Regions from separate parts of the Homo sapiens genome. Here all the other regions are linked to region 1. A link is a loop called in an ENCODE intact Hi-C map of the cell type or tissue named here. Cell type or tissue: GM12878. All regions are shown on one strand. Region 1 holds the start of KLC3 (kinesin light chain 3). Region 2 overlaps PPP1R37 (protein phosphatase 1 regulatory subunit 37). Region 3 has its middle 9.1 kb from the start of BLOC1S3. Region 4 holds the start of TRU-TCA1-1 (tRNA-SeC (anticodon TCA) 1-1). Region 5 overlaps APOE (apolipoprotein E). Region 6 holds the start of MARK4 (microtubule affinity regulating kinase 4).

Region 1 (4,000 bases):
ATGTCCAGCGTCGTGAGGCCAAAAAAATGGGGGGCAGGGGGAAGGCTCTGCTGCCCCTCGATCCTGTGCTGTTGAAATAGCTGGAGCTAGCACTTTGGAAGGCCGAGGCGGGTAGATCACCTGAGGTCAGGAGTTCGAGACCAGCCTGGCCAACATGGCGAAACCCTGTCTATACTAAAAATATAAAAATTACCTGGGCGTGATGGTGCACACCTGTAATCCCAGCTACTCTGGAGGCTGAGGCAGGAGAATCATTTGAACCCGGGAGATGGAGGTTTCAGTGAGCCGAGATCATGCCATTGCACTCCAGCCTGGGCAACAGAGACACTGTCTTTTTTTTTTTTTTTTTAGGGGATGGAGTTTTGCTCTTGTTGCCCAGGCTGGAGTGCAATGACGCCATCTTGGCTCACTGCAACCTCCGCCTCCCTGGTTCAAGTGATTCTCCTGTCTTAGCCTCCTGACAAGCTGGAATTACAGGCCCATGCCACCAAGCCCGGCTAATTTTTGTAATTTTAGTAGAGACACGGTTTCATCATATTGGTCAGGCTGGTCTCGCCCTCCTGATCTCAGGTGATCCGCCCTCCTGATCTCAGGTGATCCGCCCTCCTAGGCCTCCCAAAGTGCTGGGATTATAGGCATGAGCCACCACTCCCAGTGAGATGCTGTCTTAATTAAAAAAAGGAAGAAAGAAAGAAATAGCTGGAGCTTGGCACAGTGGCTCATGCCTGTAATCCCAGGACTTTGGGAGGCCAAGGCAGGAGGATCGCTTGAGGTCAGGAGTTCAAAACCAGCCTGGGCAATATAGGGAGACCCCCATCTTTACAAAAAACAACAAAAAGTAGCTGGGTATGGTGGTGCATTTGTAGTCCCAGCTACCTGGGACTTGGGAGGCTGAGGAGGGAGCATTGCTTAAACCCGGGAAATCAAGGCTGCAGTGAGTTACGACTGCCACTGCACTCCAGCCTGGGTGACAGAGTGACACCTGTCTTTTAAAAAAGCTAGAGTAGGCCGGGCATGGTGGCTGACGCCTATAATCCCAGCACTCTGGGAGGCCGAAGTGGGTGGATCACCTGAGGTCAAGAGTTCAAGACCAGCCTGGCCAACATGGGAAACTCCATTTCTACAAAAATATAAAAATTAGCAAGGCATGATGGTGGGTGCCTGTAATCCCAGCTGCTTGGGAGGCTGGGGCGGGAGAATCGCTTGAACCTGGGAAGCGGAGGTTACACAATGAGCCAAGATCGTGCCACTGCACTCCAGCCTGGGCAACAGAGCAAGACTGTCTTAAAAAAAAAAAAATGCTGGAGTAGTTAGGATATGAGTTTGAATTTTTATTTCCATGATTCAATCAGCACCTATTCTCCCAAATGCCTTCTCTGCGTTGGGCCTGTGCTAGGTGGCACTGGGGACACAGTGGAGACTGACATGGCCCCTGGCCGCCTCCTCCCTTCTTGGGGCTCATAGTCTAATATGGGACTGACCTGTCTCCCCACACTGATGACCCAGAGTTGGCAGGGCTGGATGTGGGAGCCCAAGAGCCTGGAAACCTGGGAAATAAGAAAGGGCTTCCTGGAGGAGGAAGCATCAGCACTGGGGCTCAGACAACAGGGAAGTAGAGGGCACGTTGGCTGCAATTCGGAGGGAGCGCGGAGCTGTGCCGAGTCTGGAGTTTGGTCCACGGACCAGCAGCGCCCTCTGCTGGAAGCATTTCATAGTGTAGTGACCGGGGTACCGCGCGCATTGAGCCATGTATGTATGTATGCATTTATTTATTTTTGAGATGGAGTTTCGCTCTTGTTGCCCAGGCAGGAGTGTAATGGTGTGATCTCGGCTCACTGCAACCTCTGCCTCTGGGGTTCAAGCGATTCGCCTGCCTCAGCCTCCCAAGTAGCTGGGATTACAGGCGTGCGCTACCACACCCGGCTAATTTTGTATTTTTAGTAGAGATAGGGTTTCACCATGTTGGCCAGGCTGGTCTCGAACTCCTGACCTCAAGTGATCCAGCCCCCTCGGCCTCCCAAAGTGCTGGGATTACAGGTGTGAGCCACTGCGCCGTCCTCAAGTTATATTAGAATCGTGTCCTCCCAGCTTTGGCCAGCTTACTATTCTAGGACTTGATTCCTTCATTCAGTCACAATTTATTGAGCACCGACTTTGCATCAAGCTCTTGCTGAAGATAACAGTGCTGACAATATACAGCCCTGCCCTCAGAGCTTATATAGTAGAGGAGAAAAAGTGAACCCATAATATACAGTCAGTAGCGAGTATTTACTAAGTACTTTCTATTTGCGAGGCCCTGATAAAAGTACTGTCCTGGCCAGGCGCGGTGGCTCACGCCTGTAATTCCAGCACTTTGGGAGGTCGAGGTGGGCAGATCACCTAAGGTCAGGAGTTCGAGATCAGCCTGGCTAACATGGGGAAACCCCGTCTCTACTAAAAATGGAAAAATTAGCTGGGCATGGTGGCGGGCGCCTGTAATCCCAGCTACTCGGGAGGCTGAGACAGGAGAATGACTTGAACCCAGGAGTTGCAGTGAGCCAAGATAAGATAGCGCCATTGTACTCCAGCCTGGGTAACACAGCGAGACTGTGTCTCAAAAAAAAAAAAAAAAAAAAAAAAGTACTGTCCCTGTATTAGTTAACATTCAATTCTCAAAGCCTTAGACTATTTATATTTTATTGACTAGGGAAACTGAGGCACAGAGAGGTTAAGTTACTTGCCCAAGGCCTGCACAGCAAGTAAGTGCCGGAATCAAATTTGAACCCTGAGCCCAATTCTTAGATATCACATTCCCTTGCCAATAACATAATATATAACATAACATAATGATGTGATATATGTTATATAAAATAACTTTAGGGGCCGGGGGCGGTGGCTCACTCCTGTAATCCCAGAACTTTGGGAGGCCGAGGCGGGAGGATCACTTGAGGTCAGGAGTTTGAGACCAGCCTGGCCGACATGGCGAAACCCCGTCTCTACTAGAAATATAAAAAGTAGCCGGGCGTGGTGGCAGACACTTGTAGTCGCAGCTACTCGGGAGACTGAGATGGGAGAATCGCTTGAACTTGGGAGGTGGAGGTTGCAGTGAGCCGAGATCGCGCTACTGCACTCCAGCCTGGGTGACGGAGCGAGACTCCCTCTCAATAAATAAATAAGGTAATTTTAGGCCCTGAAAAGTTTTGTGAACAAAATCAAGAGGAGTATGTAATGTTTTGGTGGAAGGGTGCCATTTAGAAGGGGGCAATCAGGGAAGGCCTGCCGGAGGAGGTGGCCTTTGAGAAGAGACCTAAAGACGATGAGATCTGTGGGAAGAGAGATCGAAGCAGGCCACACAACCAAGGAAAAGGCTCTGGGGCAGGCACTGCAAGAAAGCCACCTGTCTGGGATCTAAAGTTTCCAAAGTTTTAGCTTGGCCAAGGCCCCTGCGCTACAATCACCCTGATTCGAGGTGTCCTGGAGGTTACCAGTTCCGCGTGCGAAGTTCTGCCATTCCCGCGGGGCTGGAGCCCCGAGGCTGAACTTCCCACGGGCGGTGGGCGTGGCCGGCTCACCTGCGGGGGCGTGGCTCCCGGCTGCCCCGCCCCTCGGAGGAGCCGCCCGAGGTCCCAGACGCCCGGCGCAGCGGGAGCGGCGGGGCGTGCCTGGCCTGCGGGACGCGACTGATCGCAGTGGGGCGAAGCGGGGCCGGAGCCGCCCGCGGTCAGGTGGGTGCCGGGAGTGGGGCGCGGGACTCTCGGAGAGCCGCGATGATGGGGGGCGGGGGCAACCCTGGGCCCGCTCGCCCTGAGACGGGGAAGGGCCTTGGGGCTCCCGGATGCCCCCTGCCCCGTCCTGGGGCTCTCCGGGATCTGGAGGCCTGGCTGGGGTCCCATGCCCCCCACCCCAGCGCAGGTAAACAGCGAGGACGGGGCGGGGCCTGGGAGGGAGAGGGAGGGGGCCCTTGTGACTGCGGGTGAGCCTGGTGCGCGGGGCTGGGCAGGCCAGGGTAAGTTGGTGCGGC
Region 2 (4,000 bases), 200 kb before region 1:
AGGAGCGTGCCACCACACCCAGCTAATTTTTGTATTTTTAGTAGAGGCTGAGTTTCGCCGTGTTGCCCCGGCTGGTCTTGAAATCCTGACCTCAAGTGATCCGTCCACCTCAGCCTTCCAAAGTGCTGGGATTACAGGCATGAGCCACCATGCCTGGCCTGGAATGATGATTTTTAAGGCGAAACATTAAATAGGATTGCAAAGGATGCCAGTTGGAATATCATTAGCTAAATGCTCTTCCTCACTGAATTGACATGTGAAGCGATAGGATGTAGCAGCAGCTGTAATAAGGCCTTCAGTCTCAGAGTAGTGATGGGCATTCAGAATCTGCAGTAACTTGATGCAATGGGAAAATATCTGTCGTTTCTTTTCATGTCAGTCTCAAGGTCTGCTAAACACTGTTTCTTTTCTCTCTCTCTTTTGGCCTCTGTTAATAAGAAGGAAATGCTAAATTTCAGTTCCATTCATGAAAATAAAGAGATAAGTGTCTCCCCTCAAGTTCGTGGGCCCTTTGGGGGTCAAATGGTTAAGACCAGGGCATGCATGGGCTTGTCCATGGCTTGGGGTAGCTGCTGCAGTCCTGGGGGCTGCCTTCCCAGGCAGGGCAAGCTCCGGTCCCCACTAGAGCTCCAGGGTCACCAAGCACATGGGCCTTTGTCAGACAGCTCCCTTTCTGTCTGCAAGAGGGGCACCTGCCATCAGCTGATCCCCTGCAGCTCCTCCCAGGCCTCCACCCCCAAGGAGGAGGAAGTGCTCAGGCAGGGACCAGGCCTGACCTCTGGGGAGGCTGGCGGCTGGCCTCTGTCGGCTTCTTTCCTCCAGCACCGCAGTTCAGCAACCCACCGCCACCCAGCACAGTGGCCAGAGCGGAGTCCCAGGGTCTGATGTTAGACTCTGCTCTGGACCAGCCACCTGGTCCCAGGGAGACACCATACTTTACCCAGACCTCAGCTTCTTCCCCTAGAAAATGGGGCAGTGCTTGATGAGACCAGGGGTCCAGAGCCCCTGGCCTAGCAGGGTGGCAGGAGGAGGAGTCCACACGGAGATATTACTGGACTGGGAGCTCTCTCAGGGACTCCCACTGCGTCCAGCAGCAGCGGATTGGCAGCAGGGCGAGGGGCCCCCCCCCCAAGAAGCTGCCAGCAAGCCCTCTTCCTGGCCCCCTTCCCTGCCCATTGTGGCATCTCCATGCCCAATATCTGCTGGCCCGAAGATCTTTCTAACGGCCAGTCCTGACCTCTCCCTCTTCTGCTCCTAGCCTTTCCTTCCTGCTCCGCTGGTCACCCTGAGGTAAAATCCAAGCTCTAATAGCCAAAAACTGGAAACAGTACAAATTCCTGTCAGCTGGTGAATGGGCAAACACAACGCAGCACATCCTATAATTACTCTTCAGCAGTATAAAGGGACTGAAACTCACGCTCATTATGCTCAGTAAGAGAAGCCAACCGCAGAAGGCCACACAGTTTCAATTCCATTTTAATGAAATGTCCAGAAAAGGCAAATCTGTGTAGATAGAAAGCCCAGCCCTCCCTTCCGCATGGTGGCGGCTGTGGCCCTCCAGGGACCGGGGCTGCAGCTGTTGGGTTTGGGCTACGTCCCTTCATTCATGCTGGGAGCCACTGCCTGTTAGCCTGGGAACACCCGGGACCAGGCCTGTCTCTTCCAACTGCTTCTGTGTCCTGCGTCAAGGGGCCGGGCCCTGAATAGCGTACGGCGATGTTTAGCTGTTGAGAGTGTTTTGGGAGTGGGGATCCTGAGAGGCACGTGGCATTGTAGTTGAGAGCTGAGTTCAAAGCCCGGCTCGCATATATACCAGGTGTGTGATCTTGGGCAAGGTTGTTTCTCTGAGCTTGGTTTCCTCATAGGGTTGAAGTGAGGATTCATTCTTTCACCCAAAAATACAAAAATACAAAAAAAAAAAAAACAAACCAAGGACCAAGTACAGTGGCTCATACCTGTAATCCCAGCACTTTGGGAGGCTGAGGCAGAAGGATTGCTGAAGCCCAGGAGTTCGAGACCAGCCTGGGCAACATAGTGACACCCCATCTCCACCAGAAATAAAAATGATCTGGGCGTGACAGTGCAAGCGTTTGGTCTCTGCTGCTCGGGAGGATGCTTGAGCCTGGGAGGTCAAGGCTGCAGTGAGCCATGTTCTCACCACTTTACTTCAGCCTGAGCAACAGAGTGAGACCCTGTCTCAAAAACAAACAAAACACCGAGACAGTGTTGGAGACATGGTGGTGACCAAGACAGCCCCAGTCCTGTCCTCCTGGGCTCCCGGGCTAGTAGGGGAGGTGGCTGATGTGTAGAAAGATTGTGTGCTGTTCATTGTGTATTTGTGTGAAGGTGCTTGGAGCGGAGGTGAGGCGTGGAGGGCAGTGGTGACTTGGGGTGGGGGTGCCCAAGGGCACTTTACCTCGGGCAGTGGCCAGCGGGGGGCCTGAAAGGGAGGACAGAGCTCAGGCAGCCTGTTGTTGGGGGAGGGCTGAAGAGGGCAGTATGGGCAGAGGCCTTAGGGCGGGAGTGGGTGGAGCCCCATGAAGGACTCGGGGTGTGGACAGTCACAGGCCTGGGTCCCCTGTGCCTGCAGCCCAGAATGTGACCGTGGACGAGGTCATCGGCGCCTACAAGCAGGCCTGCCAGAAGCTGAACTGCAGGCAGATCCCCAAGCTCCTCAGGCAGCTGCAGGTATGGGCGGGACAGGGTGGGTGCGTCCGGTGTGGGTGTCAAGGGGGGCCCTAGGGTGGAACCAGCCCAGCAGGAGAGGGCCTCCCACTCCCCAGCCCCAGGTGTTCATGAATACATCTTTGAAAGCCTGCTGCTCAGCTAGAGAATGAATCAGTTTCTTCATAAATTTGAAGAGCACAGAATTCTATAAAGTAAGACATTCAGGTATCTGTCAGCCCCAAAAGAAACGCTGTTCCCTGGGGAAGAGGCATATCTACGATTCTTGTGAGTCTGAATTACAAAATTTATGTATTCTTTTTTTTTTTTTTTTTTTTTTTTTGAGATGGAGTCTCGCTTTTGTCTCCCAGGCTGGAGTACAGTGGCGCCATTTCGGCTCACTGCAACCTCTGCCTCCTGGGTTCAAGCGATTCTCCTGCCTCAGCCTCCCAAGTAGCTGGGATTACATGTGCACGCCACCATGCCCAGCTAATTTTTTTTGTATTTTTAGTAGAGACGGGGTTTCGCCATGTTGGCCAGACTGGTCTCAAACTCCTGACCTCAGGTGATCTGCCCACCTCAGCCTCCTAAAATGCTGAGATTACAGGCATGAGCCACCATGCCCAGCATATTCATAAAAGTCAGAATTACAGAAATAACACATATCCTCAGATTTAAAAAAATAAAAATACTACAGATCTGAAAAGCCAAATCCACCTCTTATCTCTTGCCCCAAGGCCCCCTCCTCGGGAACCCCCGTTGTTGGCCACTCGGCATTTCCTGGCCTTTTCTGTGCGTTGGCAAGGTGGCTATTGAGGGGTACCTGCTGGTTTTCCATTTGGTCGCTCTCCCACCCTGCCGGTCCCCCAGCCCCCTCCCTCGGCACCTCTCCTGTGGGCCCCGGCCTGGCGCCTAGTCAGTGAAGCACCGCTCGTTCCGAGGGTTCCAGGGTTGCCTGTCCTCGGGCTGTTGTACCCTCAGCTGTGCTGGAAGCAACCACGCTCCTTGTCCATCAGTGTTCACTGGAGTTAGGGTAGGTTCTCTGGAACATTCCAGAAGAGGGGCTTGTCAGGTCCCAGGAAGGGTGGCTGCTCAGTGTGGCAGCTGAGAGGGTGGGTCCTTGGACCCCATCGGCCTGGTTCAGACCAGCCCTGCAGCACCCACCCTGCAGGTGATGTGTGTAAGCTCAGAGCGCGGGTGCTGGCATCTGCGGGACGGTGGGTTCTGACTGGGTGCTGGGCCCCAGGCCCTGCCTTCACCAAGAAGCCTCCTGTGCCCAGCCTTGCCATCTTCCCAGGCTCATTTCCTGCCTCACAGCCTTTGCACAGACTCCCTC
Region 3 (4,000 bases), 150 kb before region 1:
TGCGGTGGCTCATGCCTGTAATCCCAGGCCTTTGGAGGCCAAGGCAGATGGATCACCTGAGGTCAGAAGTTCGAAACCAGCCTGGCCAACATGGTGAAACCCCCGTCTCTACTGACAATACAAAAATCATTCTGGGCGTGGTGGTGTGCACCTGTAATTCCAGCTACTCAGGAGGCTGAGGCGGGAGAATCACTTAAACCTGGGAGGCGAACATTGCAGTGAGCCAAGATTGCGCCACTGCACTCCAGCCTGGGCAACACAGCAAGACTCTGTCTCAAAATAAAAAAAAAGAAACCTCTGGCTACTGAGTGGAGGGTGCATGGGAGGGGGTGAGACTGGGTCTGTCCTGGTCACTCTGTGTCCCCAGCACCACTAGCAAAGAGCAGGTGCACAGTAAACACATTTTGAATGAAGATATGAATGAAGGAAGTGGCAAACACTTGAATTATTGGACTTCTGTTGTCACTGAGAATAAAAGCCAAATCGTATATTATTATTATTATTATTTTAGAGATGGGATCTCACTACGTTGCTCAGGCTGGTCTTGAACTCCTGGGCTCAAGCAATCCTCCTACCTCGGCCTCCTAAAGTGAGCCACCATGCCCAGCCTGTAATCCCAGTACTTTGGGAGGCTGAGGCAGGCAGATCACCTGAGGTCAGTAGTTCGAAACCAGCCTGGCCAACACGGTGAAACCGTGTCTCTACTAAAAATACAAAAATTAGTCCAGTGTGGTGGCACGCACCTGTAATCCCAGCTACTCAGGAGGCTGAGGCAGAATGATCACTTGAACCTGGGACGTGGAGGTTGCAGTGAGCAGAGATCATGCAACTGCACTCCGGCCTGGGCGATAGAGTGAGACTCCGTCTCAACAACAACAACAAAAAAAAAGTGCTAGGGTTACAGGCATGAGCCACCACACCCAGCCTCAACACCACAGTCTTTACTGGGACATTGGAGGCCCTATGATCTGGTCCTGGGTCCATCTCGCTGAGCTCATAGACAACTGGCCACTTCACTGAGTAATACTGGACTCTGGGCTGTCCTCTAAGCTGCCAGACAGAGCCTTTGCAATTTTGTTTTTCTCTGGCACTCAGCTCTGTATGGGCAGTGCCTATAGCAACATTGTATAACAGGCAGTCAGCAGGCAGTCACTATTTGTTGACTTAATGAATGAATCCCCTGCAGCTCCACTGGAGAGGTCTGAACATCATCCTCATCAGTAGAAACCTGAGCTAGTTGGAGCAGGAGGCAAAGGAGATGGGTGGAGGCCAGGAGGACCAGGCTGGGAGAATTCCAGGATAGGGACTGGGGCAGGGGTCAGGGTCAGGGTCAGGGGCTGGAGCTGATGTCCAGCCAAGAGCAGAATCTAGAATGGAACTGGGACAGGGATGGGGGCTGGGGCCATGGGAGGGACAGGGCCAGGGGCTAGGGAGGGGACACGATTGGGGGCGACCTCGGTTAAGGGCCTGACTCCCCAACACCTCTCTTTCCAGAGCGGCTTCACAGCAGGACCACAGGAGTCATTGTGGCCAACTTCGCTGGAGGCTTGGAGATCTTTGGGGCCATTAAGGCAGAGCTGCAGGGCCTAGAGATTGAGATGCTGGGTATGTCCCCACACCTGCTTGGGGAGCCCCGCCAAGCTGCAGGCATCGCACACTGACCCAGGGCCCTTTGTGATCACCCTTCACCTGGCCCCATCTGGTCTCCTTGGGACTGTTGGGGTGACACAGCCTGTTCCCTCTCGCCCAGTGAACAATGTGGCATGCTGTATGCGCAGGGACGCTTGAGGAAGCTGCTCGACTGTGAGAATGTCGCCAGAGTGAAACAGAGTCCTAGCCCACCTGGCACCTCTTCCTCCAACTCTTTACTGCCCTCTGTTGGAAAACTCGCGTAATATACAAAGGTAAAGTCCTCACTTGGGTACCTGTGGGGGATTCCTTCCAGGACCCCCACTGATGCCCCAGACCCTAATACAAAATGGCCTAGTATGTGCACATAACCTATGCATACCCTCCCGTGCACTTTATTTTTTTTTAATTTTTTAATTTTTTGTGGGTACATAGTAGATGTATATATTTATGGGGTACATTATGAGATGTTTTGATACAGGCATGCAATATGTAACAATTACAACATAGAAAATGGGGTATCCACTCCCTCAAGCATTTACTCTATGTTACAATCCAATTACACATTTTTTTTTGAGAGAGAGCCTCACTCTGTCGCCCAGGCTGGAGTGCAGCAGCGTGATCTCAGCTCACTGCAACCTCTGCCTCCTGGGTTCAAGCAATTCTCCTGCCTCGGCCTCCCGAGTAGCTGGGATTACAAGTGTATGCCACTATGTCCGACTAATTTTTGTATTTTTAGTAGAGTCAAGGTTTCACCATGTTGGCCAGGCTGGTCTCGAACTCCCAACCTCAGGTGATCTGCCTGCCTCAGCCTCCCAGAGTGCTGGGATTATAGGCATGAGCCACCGCAACTGGTCAATTACACCCTTTTCGTTATTTTTTTTCTTTTTAATAGAGATAGTCTCTGCCATGTTGACCAGGCTTGTACAGAACTCTTGGCCTCAAGCAGTCCCCCATCTCAGCCTCCCAAAGTGCTGGGATTACAGGTGTGAGCCACAGCGCCCGGCTTCTTTTAGTTACTTTAAAATGTACAACTAGTCACCCGGATGTGCTGTCAAATAGTAGATCTTATTCATTCTTTCTAATTATTATTATTATTATTATTATTATTATTATTATTATTTGAGACAGAGTTTCACTCTTGTTGCCCAGGCTGGAGTGCAATGGTGCATTCTTGGCTCATTGCAACCTGTGACTCCCTTGTTCAAGCAATTCTCCTGCCTCAGCCTCCCAAGTAGCTGGGATTACAGGCACGCGCCCCCATGCCTGGCTAATTTTTTATATTTAGTAGAGACGGGGTTTCACCACGTTGGTCAGACTGGTCTCGAACTCCTGACCTCAGGTGATCCACCCACCTTGGCCTCCCAAGGTGCTGGGATTACAGGCATGAGCCAACACTCCCAGCCTATTATTATTATTACTATTTTGAGGCAGAGTCTTGCTCTGTTGCCCAGGCTGGGGTGCAGTGGCGTGATCTCTGCTCACTGCAACCTCTGCCTCTGCCCAGCTAATTTTTGTATTTGTAGTAGAGATGGGGTTTCACCATGTTGGCCTGGCTAGTCTCAAACTCCTGACCTCAGGTGATCCTCCCGCCTTGGGCTCCCAAAGTGCTGGGATTACAGGCATGAGTCACTGTGCCCGGCTGTTCTTTCTAATTATTATTTTTGTACCCATTAACCATCCATCCCCTCCTCTGCCACCTCCCCAACCCCACTGGCTAATTTTTATATTTTTAATAGAGATAAGGTTTCACCATGTTGGCCAGCCTCGTCTCAAACTCCTGACCTCAAGTGATCCACACACCTTGGCCTCCCAAAGTGCTGGGATTACAAGTATGTGCCACTGCACCCAGCCAGAGCGCCATTGAATGTTATTTGTTACTTCTGTCTTGCTGCTTTTAGGATTCTTTCTTTATCCTTGACCTTTGGGAGTTTGATTATTAAAGGACTTGAGGTAGTCTTCTTTTTTTTTTTTTTCTTTTTTTGAGACGGAGTTTCGCTCTTGTTGCCCAGGCTGGAGTGTAATGGTGCGATCTCACCTCACCACAACCTCTACCTCCCAGGTTCAAGTGATTCTCCTGCCTAAGCCTCCCGAATAGCTGAGATTATAGGCATGTGCCACCAAGCCTGGCTTTTTTTTTTTTTTTTTTGGTATTTTTTAGTAGAGATGGGGTTTCTCCATGTTGGCCAGGCTGGTCTCAAACTCCCGATCTCAGGTGATCCGCCCGCCCAAAGTGTTGGGATTACAGGCGTGAGCCACCACGCCCGGCAGGTAGTCTTCTTTGGGTTAAATCTGCTTGGTGTTCTATAACCTTCTTACATTTGAATACCGATATCCTTCTGTAGATTTGGGAAGTTCTGTGTTATTATTC
Region 4 (4,000 bases), 140 kb after region 1:
GAATCGCTTGAACCTGGAAAGTGGACATTGCAGTGAGCTGAGATTGTGCCACTGCACTCCAGCCTGGGCAACACAGCGAGACTCTGTCTCAAAAAAAAAAAAAAAAGAAAGAAAAAAAAGAGAAAACTCAGAGATTCGTGGAGACTGGAACCACGGGTGTGGAGAGAGGGGTTAGTAGAGACCAGATTCTGCAGGTACTATAATGACATTCCCAGGCTAAGGAGTTTAGATCTTTTCTTCAGGGCACTGGGGAGCTATTGCAGGTTTTGAACACGAGAGGGGCAGGGGCAGGTTTGTGATTTAGGAAAGACCCCTCTGGCCCCAGACTGAGCGTGACTGGAAGGGAGAGGAGTGAGACTGAGCAGGAGACCAGGGAGGAAGTGGGGTGGGGACCCTGCAGGGTGGGGTGAGGAGGAGTCCAGAACAGGGCCAGGGACATGGGACAGAGAGGAGGGGAAGGATTCAGGAGACACTCGGGAGGCAGGACAGTTGGGCTTGGTGAGCAGCCGGCTTGGGAAGGAAAATACAGGGCAGTAATAAATAGCATGGGTCAAGTGGTCTGAGTGAGGCTGGGAGTGGTGGCACGCACCTATGGTCCCAGCTACTCAGGAGGCTGAGGTGGGAGGATTGCTTGAGCCTGGAAGTTTGAGGCTGCAGTGAGCTATGATCGTACCGCTGCACTCCACTTTCGGTGACAGAGTAAGACCCTGTCTCAAAAAAAAAAAAAAAAAGGAAAAAAAAAAAAAGACACTGCCTATGAGTTAACCCTGCTCTACAAGGAGCAGTTTTTAAAGTAAAATTAAAAAAAAAAAAAAAAAAAAAAGAAAGAAAGAAAGAAAGAAAGAGAGAGAAAAAAGAAAAAAGGCTGGGTTGCCTTGGACAACAGACTTCATCTCCCTGAGCCTCCATTTCCTCATCTGTAGAATGGGGGCTGTTAAGAGGAGTTGCAAGGCTTGTGCATGCCAGCAGTAAGTGCAGAGTGACGGTGCAATTATCATTACCCCCATCATCTTTATTGGGGTCAGCCTGAACCCTCGATATCCCATAATATTCACCCCCATCCTTCAAGGGTCTGCCCTAATGTTCCCATGACACCCGACCAGCTCAGCTCTCCTTATGAGAGGGCCTCACTTTTCTATTCCCTTTGCAGCCGTTATCCCCTTTGTAGTTGTTAATTAAGTGTGTAATTACATGATGGCTTAATGTTTGTCTCCCCCACTGGGCTGACTGCACCAGGAGACCAAGGCCAGGGCTGTCACCCACCGCTGCGTCCTCAGCAAATGCTTGTTTGATGAGTGAATGACAGATGAACAAATGGGCAAGTATTTGACTGATTAATCACGGCATGCGTGATTAAATAAATGAGTGAGCAAACGACTGAATGAGTAAGCAATTGAAGGGGAGAGATCTAGGATAATTTCCAAACTGCCAATATCCCAGAACTGGGTAGATGACTTTTTCTCCGTCTTTTGGAGTGGGTTTTTATACTCCGGAGGGGGAAATAAGTAACGACAATCAGAGATCGGAGTGACAGAGAATGAGTTTGCGATGCGGAAGGCCGCAGCGACCTCTCCAGGTGCAGGCTGGAGGAGCGCCTCCCGGGCAACAAGCAAAAGAAGTCCGGTTCGATAAGTAAGATTTAAGGCGCTTAGTTACTACCGCCCGAAAGGTGGAATTGAACCACTCTGTCGCTAGACAGCTACAGGTTTGAAGCCTGCACCCCAGACCACTGAGGATCATCCGGGCAGGACAACCTTATTCCCGCGCAGCTATATAAGGATCGCAAAAGCTTACCTTTTAGAGTTATGGTCGCGTCCTTTGGAAAGGTGTGAGATGGTTGACTTCAAGGGCTATAAGTTCTCCCCACTCATTTATCGTGAGAGATGTCCTTGTAAAACGTTGCCTTCACTTCATATAGTATGAATCATCCTCGCTCCCCAAACCGTCTCATTTACATAGCGCCACGCATTCTGGGAAGCAGCGTTTGAGCACCTGGCAAGCTGTTAAAGGGCCCAGGACCCCCTTTTTCCAAAATGAAAAGTCAGCTTTTTAAGAGGAGAGATTCATGATTCGGCATTCAGAAGCGCCTTCTCGGAAAATTCCGAATTCTCTTTCTGCGGAGGAGTGGTGAGTGGGTTCCTGTTAGAGTCTGATTCACCCTGGCCCCAAAGGCTCTGAGCAGGCGGCTATAGGGCTGGTGCGACACCTGCTGTTCTTTTATGGAATTGCGTAGGCCGATGGAGCTCCGCGTTCATTCAAACGTTTATTGAGCGTCTACTGAGTCCCAGGAACTGTCTCGGTGCTGGTGACGACAGACATCCTGTCCCGATTGAGTTTAAACACTAGACATAACCAATTTCTGCACTTGCGTTTTATGGTTGGAGAAACTGAGACAGACTCAGAAACGGATAGTACCATATTCCGGTTAAAACAGCCCATCCACTTAGGGAAATCGAACTTGTGTTACAATTTTTATTACAAAAAAGGTGATTCTTTTTTCTTAAATTTTTACATATTTAGGAGGTACAGGTGCCGATTTCTACATGCATATGTTGATTGCATCGTGGTGAAATCTGGGCTTTTAGGTGTACTCATCACGAAAAATTATTCAATATTCTAAGTCAGTGATTCTTTGACAATACCATTCTCCTGCATGAAACTCTCCCATGACTTCCATTTCAGAGTAAAAGTCAAAGTACTCACCCTGCTTTACAAATCCCTGTAATCCAGCCCCTTTGGTCCCTCTGACCCTGTCTCACATACTCCTCTTCCCTTGGATATTATTGGATTTAGGCACACAGATGTCTTGCTGCACACATGGATCATGCTACCACCACAGGGACTTTGTGCTTGCCGATCCCCTAGCCTGGATCTCCTCTTCACATGTTCCCATGGCTCATCGCCTCCCTTCACTCTGTCATCTGATCAAATGTCAATACCAAAAACTCACTGAGTGACCAGCACTCAGTGGGGCCTTCCCTGATCCCAGTTTAAAATAGCGAGTGGCGGCCGGGCGCGGTAGCTCACGCCTGTAACCCCAGCACTTTGGGATGCCAAAGCGGGTGGATCACGAGATCAGGAGATGGAGACCATCCTGGCTAACACGGTGAAACCTTGTCTCTACTAAAAATACAAAACATTAGCTGGGCGTGGTGGCGGGCGCCTGTAGTCCCAGCTACTCGGGAGCCTGAGGCAGGAGAATGGAGTGAACCCGGGAGGCGGAGCTTGCAGTGAGCTGAGATTGCTCCACTGCACTCCAGCCTGGGGGACAGAGCGAGGCTCCGTCTCAATAAATAATAAATAAATAAAATAGCTAGTGGCTGGGATCGGTGGCTCAGGGCCTGTAATCCCAGAACTTTGGGAGGCCGAGGCGGGTGGATCACCTGAGGTCAGGAGTTCGAGGCCAGCCTGGCCAACATGGTGAAACCCCGTCTCCACGAATGATACAAAAATTAGTCAGGCATAGTGGCTCACGCCTGTAATCCCAGCTACTCGGGAGTTTGAGGCAGGAGAACCGCTTGAACCGGGGAGGCAGAGGTTGCAGTGAGCTGAGATGGTGCCATTGTACTCCAGCCTTGGTGAAAAGAGCAAAACTCCATCTCCAAATAAAAGTAATAATAATAATAAATAAAATAAAAATTTTTAAAAAGCGAGCTCTGTCACTCTATCCCCTTACCCTGCTAGACATTTCCCCACCACTCTGATCACCACCTGCCATTTTCTGTGTCTATTTGCTTACCGTCTGTCTGCTTCTGTAGAATATCAGCACCATGAAACTATGCACTTTATTTTTGATCATTGCTGTATCTCTAGTGCCTAAAAAGTGCTTGAGAACATAGCAGATGTTCAGTAAATGTTTGTGGAATGAATAAAAGAATATCATCACTGTCTTTTTTTCATTCTTCTTCCAGACAGGATCTTACTTTGTCACCCAGGCTGGAATGCAGTGGCGCAAAAACGGCTCACTGCAGCCTCGACCTCCCAAGCTCAAGTGATCCTC
Region 5 (4,000 bases), 430 kb before region 1:
GAGGAGGAGCGGGGGTGAGGCAAGCAGCAGGGGACTGGACCTGGGAAGGGCTGGGCAGCAGAGACGACCCGACCCGCTAGAAGGTGGGGTGGGGAGAGCAGCTGGACTGGGATGTAAGCCATAGCAGGACTCCACGAGTTGTCACTATCATTTATCGAGCACCTACTGGGTGTCCCCAGTGTCCTCAGATCTCCATAACTGGGGAGCCAGGGGCAGCGACACGGTAGCTAGCCGTCGATTGGAGAACTTTAAAATGAGGACTGAATTAGCTCATAAATGGAACACGGCGCTTAACTGTGAGGTTGGAGCTTAGAATGTGAAGGGAGAATGAGGAATGCGAGACTGGGACTGAGATGGAACCGGCGGTGGGGAGGGGGTGGGGGGATGGAATTTGAACCCCGGGAGAGGAAGATGGAATTTTCTATGGAGGCCGACCTGGGGATGGGGAGATAAGAGAAGACCAGGAGGGAGTTAAATAGGGAATGGGTTGGGGGCGGCTTGGTAAATGTGCTGGGATTAGGCTGTTGCAGATAATGCAACAAGGCTTGGAAGGCTAACCTGGGGTGAGGCCGGGTTGGGGCCGGGCTGGGGGTGGGAGGAGTCCTCACTGGCGGTTGATTGACAGTTTCTCCTTCCCCAGACTGGCCAATCACAGGCAGGAAGATGAAGGTTCTGTGGGCTGCGTTGCTGGTCACATTCCTGGCAGGTATGGGGGCGGGGCTTGCTCGGTTCCCCCCGCTCCTCCCCCTCTCATCCTCACCTCAACCTCCTGGCCCCATTCAGGCAGACCCTGGGCCCCCTCTTCTGAGGCTTCTGTGCTGCTTCCTGGCTCTGAACAGCGATTTGACGCTCTCTGGGCCTCGGTTTCCCCCATCCTTGAGATAGGAGTTAGAAGTTGTTTTGTTGTTGTTGTTTGTTGTTGTTGTTTTGTTTTTTTGAGATGAAGTCTCGCTCTGTCGCCCAGGCTGGAGTGCAGTGGCGGGATCTCGGCTCACTGCAAGCTCCGCCTCCCAGGTCCACGCCATTCTCCTGCCTCAGCCTCCCAAGTAGCTGGGACTACAGGCACATGCCACCACACCCGACTAACTTTTTTGTATTTTCAGTAGAGACGGGGTTTCACCATGTTGGCCAGGCTGGTCTGGAACTCCTGACCTCAGGTGATCTGCCCGTTTCGATCTCCCAAAGTGCTGGGATTACAGGCGTGAGCCACCGCACCTGGCTGGGAGTTAGAGGTTTCTAATGCATTGCAGGCAGATAGTGAATACCAGACACGGGGCAGCTGTGATCTTTATTCTCCATCACCCCCACACAGCCCTGCCTGGGGCACACAAGGACACTCAATACATGCTTTTCCGCTGGGCGCGGTGGCTCACCCCTGTAATCCCAGCACTTTGGGAGGCCAAGGTGGGAGGATCACTTGAGCCCAGGAGTTCAACACCAGCCTGGGCAACATAGTGAGACCCTGTCTCTACTAAAAATACAAAAATTAGCCAGGCATGGTGCCACACACCTGTGCTCTCAGCTACTCAGGAGGCTGAGGCAGGAGGATCGCTTGAGCCCAGAAGGTCAAGGTTGCAGTGAACCATGTTCAGGCCGCTGCACTCCAGCCTGGGTGACAGAGCAAGACCCTGTTTATAAATACATAATGCTTTCCAAGTGATTAAACCGACTCCCCCCTCACCCTGCCCACCATGGCTCCAAAGAAGCATTTGTGGAGCACCTTCTGTGTGCCCCTAGGTACTAGATGCCTGGACGGGGTCAGAAGGACCCTGACCCACCTTGAACTTGTTCCACACAGGATGCCAGGCCAAGGTGGAGCAAGCGGTGGAGACAGAGCCGGAGCCCGAGCTGCGCCAGCAGACCGAGTGGCAGAGCGGCCAGCGCTGGGAACTGGCACTGGGTCGCTTTTGGGATTACCTGCGCTGGGTGCAGACACTGTCTGAGCAGGTGCAGGAGGAGCTGCTCAGCTCCCAGGTCACCCAGGAACTGAGGTGAGTGTCCCCATCCTGGCCCTTGACCCTCCTGGTGGGCGGCTATACCTCCCCAGGTCCAGGTTTCATTCTGCCCCTGTCGCTAAGTCTTGGGGGGCCTGGGTCTCTGCTGGTTCTAGCTTCCTCTTCCCATTTCTGACTCCTGGCTTTAGCTCTCTGGAATTCTCTCTCTCAGCTTTGTCTCTCTCTCTTCCCTTCTGACTCAGTCTCTCACACTCGTCCTGGCTCTGTCTCTGTCCTTCCCTAGCTCTTTTATATAGAGACAGAGAGATGGGGTCTCACTGTGTTGCCCAGGCTGGTCTTGAACTTCTGGGCTCAAGCGATCCTCCCGCCTCGGCCTCCCAAAGTGCTGGGATTAGAGGCATGAGCCACCTTGCCCGGCCTCCTAGCTCCTTCTTCGTCTCTGCCTCTGCCCTCTGCATCTGCTCTCTGCATCTGTCTCTGTCTCCTTCTCTCGGCCTCTGCCCCGTTCCTTCTCTCCCTCTTGGGTCTCTCTGGCTCATCCCCATCTCGCCCGCCCCATCCCAGCCCTTCTCCCCGCCTCCCACTGTGCGACACCCTCCCGCCCTCTCGGCCGCAGGGCGCTGATGGACGAGACCATGAAGGAGTTGAAGGCCTACAAATCGGAACTGGAGGAACAACTGACCCCGGTGGCGGAGGAGACGCGGGCACGGCTGTCCAAGGAGCTGCAGGCGGCGCAGGCCCGGCTGGGCGCGGACATGGAGGACGTGTGCGGCCGCCTGGTGCAGTACCGCGGCGAGGTGCAGGCCATGCTCGGCCAGAGCACCGAGGAGCTGCGGGTGCGCCTCGCCTCCCACCTGCGCAAGCTGCGTAAGCGGCTCCTCCGCGATGCCGATGACCTGCAGAAGCGCCTGGCAGTGTACCAGGCCGGGGCCCGCGAGGGCGCCGAGCGCGGCCTCAGCGCCATCCGCGAGCGCCTGGGGCCCCTGGTGGAACAGGGCCGCGTGCGGGCCGCCACTGTGGGCTCCCTGGCCGGCCAGCCGCTACAGGAGCGGGCCCAGGCCTGGGGCGAGCGGCTGCGCGCGCGGATGGAGGAGATGGGCAGCCGGACCCGCGACCGCCTGGACGAGGTGAAGGAGCAGGTGGCGGAGGTGCGCGCCAAGCTGGAGGAGCAGGCCCAGCAGATACGCCTGCAGGCCGAGGCCTTCCAGGCCCGCCTCAAGAGCTGGTTCGAGCCCCTGGTGGAAGACATGCAGCGCCAGTGGGCCGGGCTGGTGGAGAAGGTGCAGGCTGCCGTGGGCACCAGCGCCGCCCCTGTGCCCAGCGACAATCACTGAACGCCGAAGCCTGCAGCCATGCGACCCCACGCCACCCCGTGCCTCCTGCCTCCGCGCAGCCTGCAGCGGGAGACCCTGTCCCCGCCCCAGCCGTCCTCCTGGGGTGGACCCTAGTTTAATAAAGATTCACCAAGTTTCACGCATCTGCTGGCCTCCCCCTGTGATTTCCTCTAAGCCCCAGCCTCAGTTTCTCTTTCTGCCCACATACTGGCCACACAATTCTCAGCCCCCTCCTCTCCATCTGTGTCTGTGTGTATCTTTCTCTCTGCCCTTTTTTTTTTTTTTAGACGGAGTCTGGCTCTGTCACCCAGGCTAGAGTGCAGTGGCACGATCTTGGCTCACTGCAACCTCTGCCTCTTGGGTTCAAGCGATTCTGCTGCCTCAGTAGCTGGGATTACAGGCTCACACCACCACACCCGGCTAATTTTTGTATTTTTAGTAGAGACGAGCTTTCACCATGTTGGCCAGGCAGGTCTCAAACTCCTGACCAAGTGATCCACCCGCCGGCCTCCCAAAGTGCTGAGATTACAGGCCTGAGCCACCATGCCCGGCCTCTGCCCCTCTTTCTTTTTTAGGGGGCAGGGAAAGGTCTCACCCTGTCACCCGCCATCACAGCTCACTGCAGCCTCCACCTCCTGGACTCAAGTGATAAGTGATCCTCCCGCCTCAGCCTTTCCAGTAGCTGAGACTACAGGCGCATACCACTAGGAT
Region 6 (4,000 bases), 87 kb before region 1:
CAGGGCACAGACCCCTTCCCAAAACCATGTGACTCCCAGGCCAAGACTATGTAATGCCTGTCTTTCTTTCATCCCACCCTGGTCCACAGAGCATGGATGGTCCCCACAGCGCTGTGTGGCCTCCGAGAGGCTCTTGTCCTCTCTGGTCTCAGCCTGCCCGCATGGGGAGTGGCTGTGCCCTGCAGGCGAATACCTGCACAGGGTTCCTTCGCACCTGCCAGTGAGCAACACACGGATTCTTCCTTTCACTTTACAAACTGGGAAAGTGAAGCCCAGAAAGGGCAAGTGCTTGCCCCGGGTCATACAGGTGGACAGAGAGGGTCCCCACACCCCAGCTGGGGTGCAAAGGAGTGGATGCTGCAGCCCCAACCTGCGGGTCTGGATCTATGTGGCTGAGTGGAGGCAGCCTGACTAGGGAGGTCACTGAGCCCTCAGCAGTGGCCAAGCCCCGCACACCATCCCCTTCACCCACCCCACCCTTAGGCCTCCGAGGGGAGAGCTTCCCCCGCTCCCCCCCGCCAACTGGGGAGAGAATGGGCCAGGGGGAGGGACAATGTGGGCAGCGCCTCTGGGGTCTTCTCTGGCTCAGTCCCTTTATCTCTATCTCTTCACAGATCTCTGCGTCTCTGTATCTCTTTGTCTCTCCCTGTGTGTGTGTGGGGTCTCTCTCAGTCTTTGTCCCTCTGCGTCTCTGGGTCTCTCTGTCTCTGTCTCCCTGCGTCTCTCTCTCTCTGTCATCTGGCTCTTCCTTCATCTCCTTGCGCCTCTCCACCCTTTTGTAACTCGTCTCTCTCTCTTCGTGTCTCTCTATCTCTACGTCTCTCGATCTCTCTCTCTGCGTCTCTGGCGCTCTGCCCCGGCCTCTCTCTCCCCTTCTCTCCTCTCCAGTGCGCCTCTCGTCTCGGGCGAGAACACGCTCCCCGCCGGCGTGCCCAGACCCGCCTCCGCCCCCGGAGCCCCCGGAGCCCCCGGCGCCCCGACCAGCCCGGGCCTGCGCCTTTAAGGGCCGGCGGCGGGGGGCGGGGTCCCGGCGCCCCGCCCTGCCCGCCCCTCCCCCTGACGTCCCTTCCTCCCTCCCCAGCCCCTCCACCGCCTCCCTCCGCCGCCGCTTGGGCCGGCTCCGCGCCCCCTCCGCGGCCCCCGCCCGCCCGCCTGCCCGCCGCCCCCATGGCGCCCGGGGTCCCCGCTGCACGGGGCCACTAGGACCCTCGGCGTCCCTTCCCCTCCCCCGCCCTGCCCCCTCTCCCGCCGCGCGGACCCGGGCGTTCTCGGCGCCCAGCTTTTGAGCTCGCGTCCCCAGGCCGGCGGGGGGGGAGGGGAAGAGAGGGGACCCTGGGACCCCCGCCCCCCCCACCCGGCCGCCCCTGCCCCCCGGGACCCGGAGAAGATGTCTTCGCGGACGGTGCTGGCCCCGGGCAACGATCGGAACTCGGACACGGTGAGTGGGGCCCGGCCCCTTGGGGAGCCCTGGCTGGGTCCAGCCGCCAAACCCTTCTCCCCGTTGTACCCCTCGCCCCGCGAGCCCCTACCCTCGTTTCCTGGGCCCGACCCGGCTCGTCACCTCTCGACCCCTCCCGGACTTCCAGGCCTCTCCACCCTCCCCACCTTTTCCAGCCCAGCCCGACCCCTGGGGGCGCCCCTCTCTCGGGACCCCTCTCTTGTCCCCGTGCAGACCGCTTCCGCTCGGGTCTGTTCCCTCCAGGAAGCCCCTTCCCCTGCTTCCAGGAGCCCCTCCCTTCTCTTGCCTGTGCTAAGCCGTTTCCCCTCCAGGCCGTCCGCGTCCGACACCTCGCCCCCTCCCGGATTTGCAGGGCCCCTGACCCCCCAAGGCCCGGCCCTGGCACTCTCAGCAGGGCCTGGCCCAGTCCTGCCTCTGGCTCCGGCCTTCCCTGTCTGGGGCTGGGTGCCGGCTCCCCAGGAGCCCCCCTCCTCTTATTCCCAGCCCTCTGCCCCTCCAGGACGCACCCAGGGCGCCTGTGGGCAGCCCCTGGCAGGAAGCTGGTTTCCACCTCTCCTGGGCCCCGGCCCTTTTCTGGCTTCTTCAAGGTCTCTCCCGTCCCAGGCCTGGTCCCCATCTTCCAAGCAGCCCTGTCCCTAGATCCCAGCACCCCGGGGCCCCCAGATGCCACCTGGACCCTTTCTGGTCTCTTCCTCTCCCAGGAAGCCTTGGCCTCCAACTTCTAGGCCCTCACCTCACCCAGGCTGGTATTTCTAGGCCCTGGACCAGTCTGACTCCAGGCCTCATCCGCCCTCTATCAACTTCTCAGCTTCAGGCAGCCCCTTCCCCAACCCCCAACCTCTGGACCCCCTGCTAGGCCAAACTCAGACCCCTTCCCCACAAACCACCGTCCTTTCTCCTGCCCCAGGGCCTCCCCCTTCCTTGCTGGGAGTCTGGCCTTCCAAGGAAGCCCCCTCCTCAGCTTCAGAGGCCTTCCTCAGCTACAGGGCCTGGCCCCAGATCCTTCTTCCAGAAAACTCCTGGACCTGAAGCCTCTCGTCTTGCCCTGGTTTCAAGCCCTTTTCCCTTGGGTCAATCTGCTGGAAGCTTTCTCCCCAAATTTCTAGACCCCTTGACCTTCCCCAGGGCTCAGCCTTTATTCATCTGGGCTGCTCCTTGCCCAAGAAGTTCCTACCCCATACTTCCAGGCCCCCCAGACCCTTCTCTGGTTTCAAGGACTTCTCCTAGAAGCCCCCTTCTCTGATTCCTAGGAGCTTCCCCAAGACCCAGGGATTCCTGGCCTCTGACTTCCACTGCCCCCATGGCTTTGTCACTTTCCACCATTCCCAGGCGCCCCCTGCCCCTACACTGCTTCCCAGAGAGGCCCCTCCCCATCTCCTGTGTCTCTGATCACTGATCACTTCCAAAGACCTGCCCACCACCCAATCCTAGACTTCTCCCCACCTGGGATCTTTGTGGCTTTCTCCAAATCCTTCTGCCAGGTCCCTGTTCCCCTTCCCCCTGTTTCCCTCACCTCCGACAGACCCCCCCACACACACACACCATCAGAGAGATTTATATCTGTCCCTTCCTCATCTTGCAGATCCCTCCCTCACAGAGACCACCCCGCATCATCACTATGGGCCAGAACTCCAATTTGGAGTCTAATGAAATGCCTACCACCTCTGTTCCTTGGTCACTACAATCTACAGTGAGGTGCCAGGGGCTCCACAGTCCTGGGTTCCAATGCTGACATGGCCAGCTGGTTTGCCTTGTGTCCTCAGACAACCAGTTCTCCCTTTCTGAGCCTCAGTTTCCTGCCCTGGAAAATAGGGGTGACCGCTTGAGTGCCTCCAAGGCTTACTCGATTCAGGCGAAGGCTGGCACCTAGGAAGCACTCCACAAATGCCAGCTGCTATTGTGGCTGTGGGTATGAGTCAGACAGCCCGTGGATTCTCAGCTCAGGGCTGTTATTGGTTGTTGAGTGAGCCTGCAGATTCACTCCCAGCTTGCAGCCTCAGTTTCCTTATCTCTAAATCGGGTTGATGATGGCCCCCCACTGTTAGGGATGTTTGCAGGAGCCAGCGACGTGATGTGACTAAGGTGCACAGGGCCTGGCATGTGTCGTGGCTGTTGTGGTTATTAGCACTACTTTAATTGTTCAGATAAACTTGGGTTCACATCCTGTTTCTGTCCCTCCCTAGCTGTGTGACCTCGGGCAAGTAACCTTACCTCTCTGAGCCTTGGTTTCCTTGTCTGTTAAGTGGAACGCCTAATGAAGACTTGCTGTTCCCTGGGTTGTTAAGATGCGTGCATGGTGCGGATTTGAGGATGGCTAATCCCCTTTTCTCTCCTCCAACTCTTGTCACTAAGACCTGCCTGTCAGTCCTGGTGGGGAGTCACTTGCCTGCCTCTGGAATGGGAGGTTGCAGCCCCCTCTCCTGTTACCTGGTTACCATGGCTACAGCCACGTGGGGTCATGCTCCCCCACCCCAAGTTCCAGGGCCCCCCACCAGGGGGCCAGCCTCCCCAGGTTCCCTAGCAACAGTCCCGGGTGTTGGG

Evidence for each region. Hi-C counts contacts between places; a loop is a spot of excess contacts. Peaks named below come from ENCODE experiments on the same cell type or tissue, not always from the same donor. Only the 100,000 strongest peaks of a DNase experiment are listed, where the experiment ranks them.
Region 2: it touches region 1 in a loop (5-fold over the local background); 2 of 110 quality-filtered maps call a loop at or near these places.
Region 3: it touches region 1 in a loop (5-fold over the local background); 14 of 110 quality-filtered maps call a loop at or near these places.
Region 4: a loop joins it to region 1, with 8 times the contacts of the local background. A loop is called at or near these places in 4 of 110 quality-filtered maps.
Region 5: a loop joins it to region 1, with 7 times the contacts of the local background. A loop is called at or near these places in 23 of 110 quality-filtered maps.
Region 6: a loop joins it to region 1, with 5 times the contacts of the local background. A loop is called at or near these places in 44 of 110 quality-filtered maps.

Annotation. Positions count from the first base shown.
Region 1 is chr19:45,337,143-45,341,142 of GRCh38, forward strand. KLC3 (kinesin light chain 3) reads left to right here and starts at 3,608. Exons shown (of 13, transcript NM_177417.3): 1 at 3,608-3,704. RefSeq lists a silencer at 3,504-3,593. In GM12878, a CTCF peak has its summit at 1,691 (motif pointing left); a DNase peak (open chromatin) is centred at 1,689; H3K4me3 peaks cover 610 bases.
Region 2 is chr19:45,135,924-45,139,923 of GRCh38, forward strand. PPP1R37 (protein phosphatase 1 regulatory subunit 37) reads left to right here. Exons shown (of 13, transcript NM_019121.2): 2 at 2,591-2,688. Among named protein-coding and RNA genes, the nearest start is that of NKPD1, 23 kb to the right of the region's middle. RefSeq lists enhancers at 1-80, 1,687-1,786, 1,965-2,537 and a silencer at 215-415. In GM12878, a CTCF peak has its summit at 1,548; a DNase peak (open chromatin) is centred at 1,468; H3K4me3 peaks cover 1,317 bases; H3K27ac peaks cover 2,824 bases.
Region 3 is chr19:45,185,837-45,189,836 of GRCh38, forward strand. It overlaps a transcript of BLOC1S3 not described here. Among named protein-coding and RNA genes, the nearest start is that of BLOC1S3, 9.1 kb to the left of the region's middle. RefSeq lists silencers at 935-1,229, 1,741-1,790 and an enhancer at 1,561-1,650. In GM12878, a CTCF peak has its summit at 1,873 (motif pointing left); a DNase peak (open chromatin) is centred at 1,827.
Region 4 is chr19:45,476,942-45,480,941 of GRCh38, forward strand. TRU-TCA1-1 (tRNA-SeC (anticodon TCA) 1-1) reads right to left here and starts at 1,746; the gene lies at 1,660-1,746. In GM12878, CTCF peaks have their summits at 1,573 and 2,202 (motif pointing left); DNase peaks (open chromatin) are centred at 1,650 and 2,110; H3K4me3 peaks cover 1,371 bases; H3K27ac peaks cover 679 bases.
Region 5 is chr19:44,905,962-44,909,961 of GRCh38, forward strand. It overlaps APOE (apolipoprotein E), which reads left to right. Exons shown (of 4, transcript NM_000041.4): 2 at 641-706; 3 at 1,799-1,991; 4 at 2,572-3,432. The coding sequence starts at 664. The coding sequence ends at 3,289. Among named protein-coding and RNA genes, the nearest start is that of APOE, 2.2 kb to the left of the region's middle. RefSeq lists an enhancer at 757-1,559. In GM12878, no CTCF peak of the experiment used is centred here; no DNase peak of the experiment used is centred here.
Region 6 is chr19:45,250,202-45,254,201 of GRCh38, forward strand. MARK4 (microtubule affinity regulating kinase 4) reads left to right here and starts at 1,070. Exons shown (of 17, transcript NM_001199867.2): 1 at 1,070-1,438. The coding sequence starts at 1,388. RefSeq lists silencers at 745-1,124, 1,355-1,504 and an enhancer at 1,978-2,534. In GM12878, no CTCF peak of the experiment used is centred here; no DNase peak of the experiment used is centred here; H3K4me3 peaks cover 3,175 bases; H3K27ac peaks cover 1,093 bases.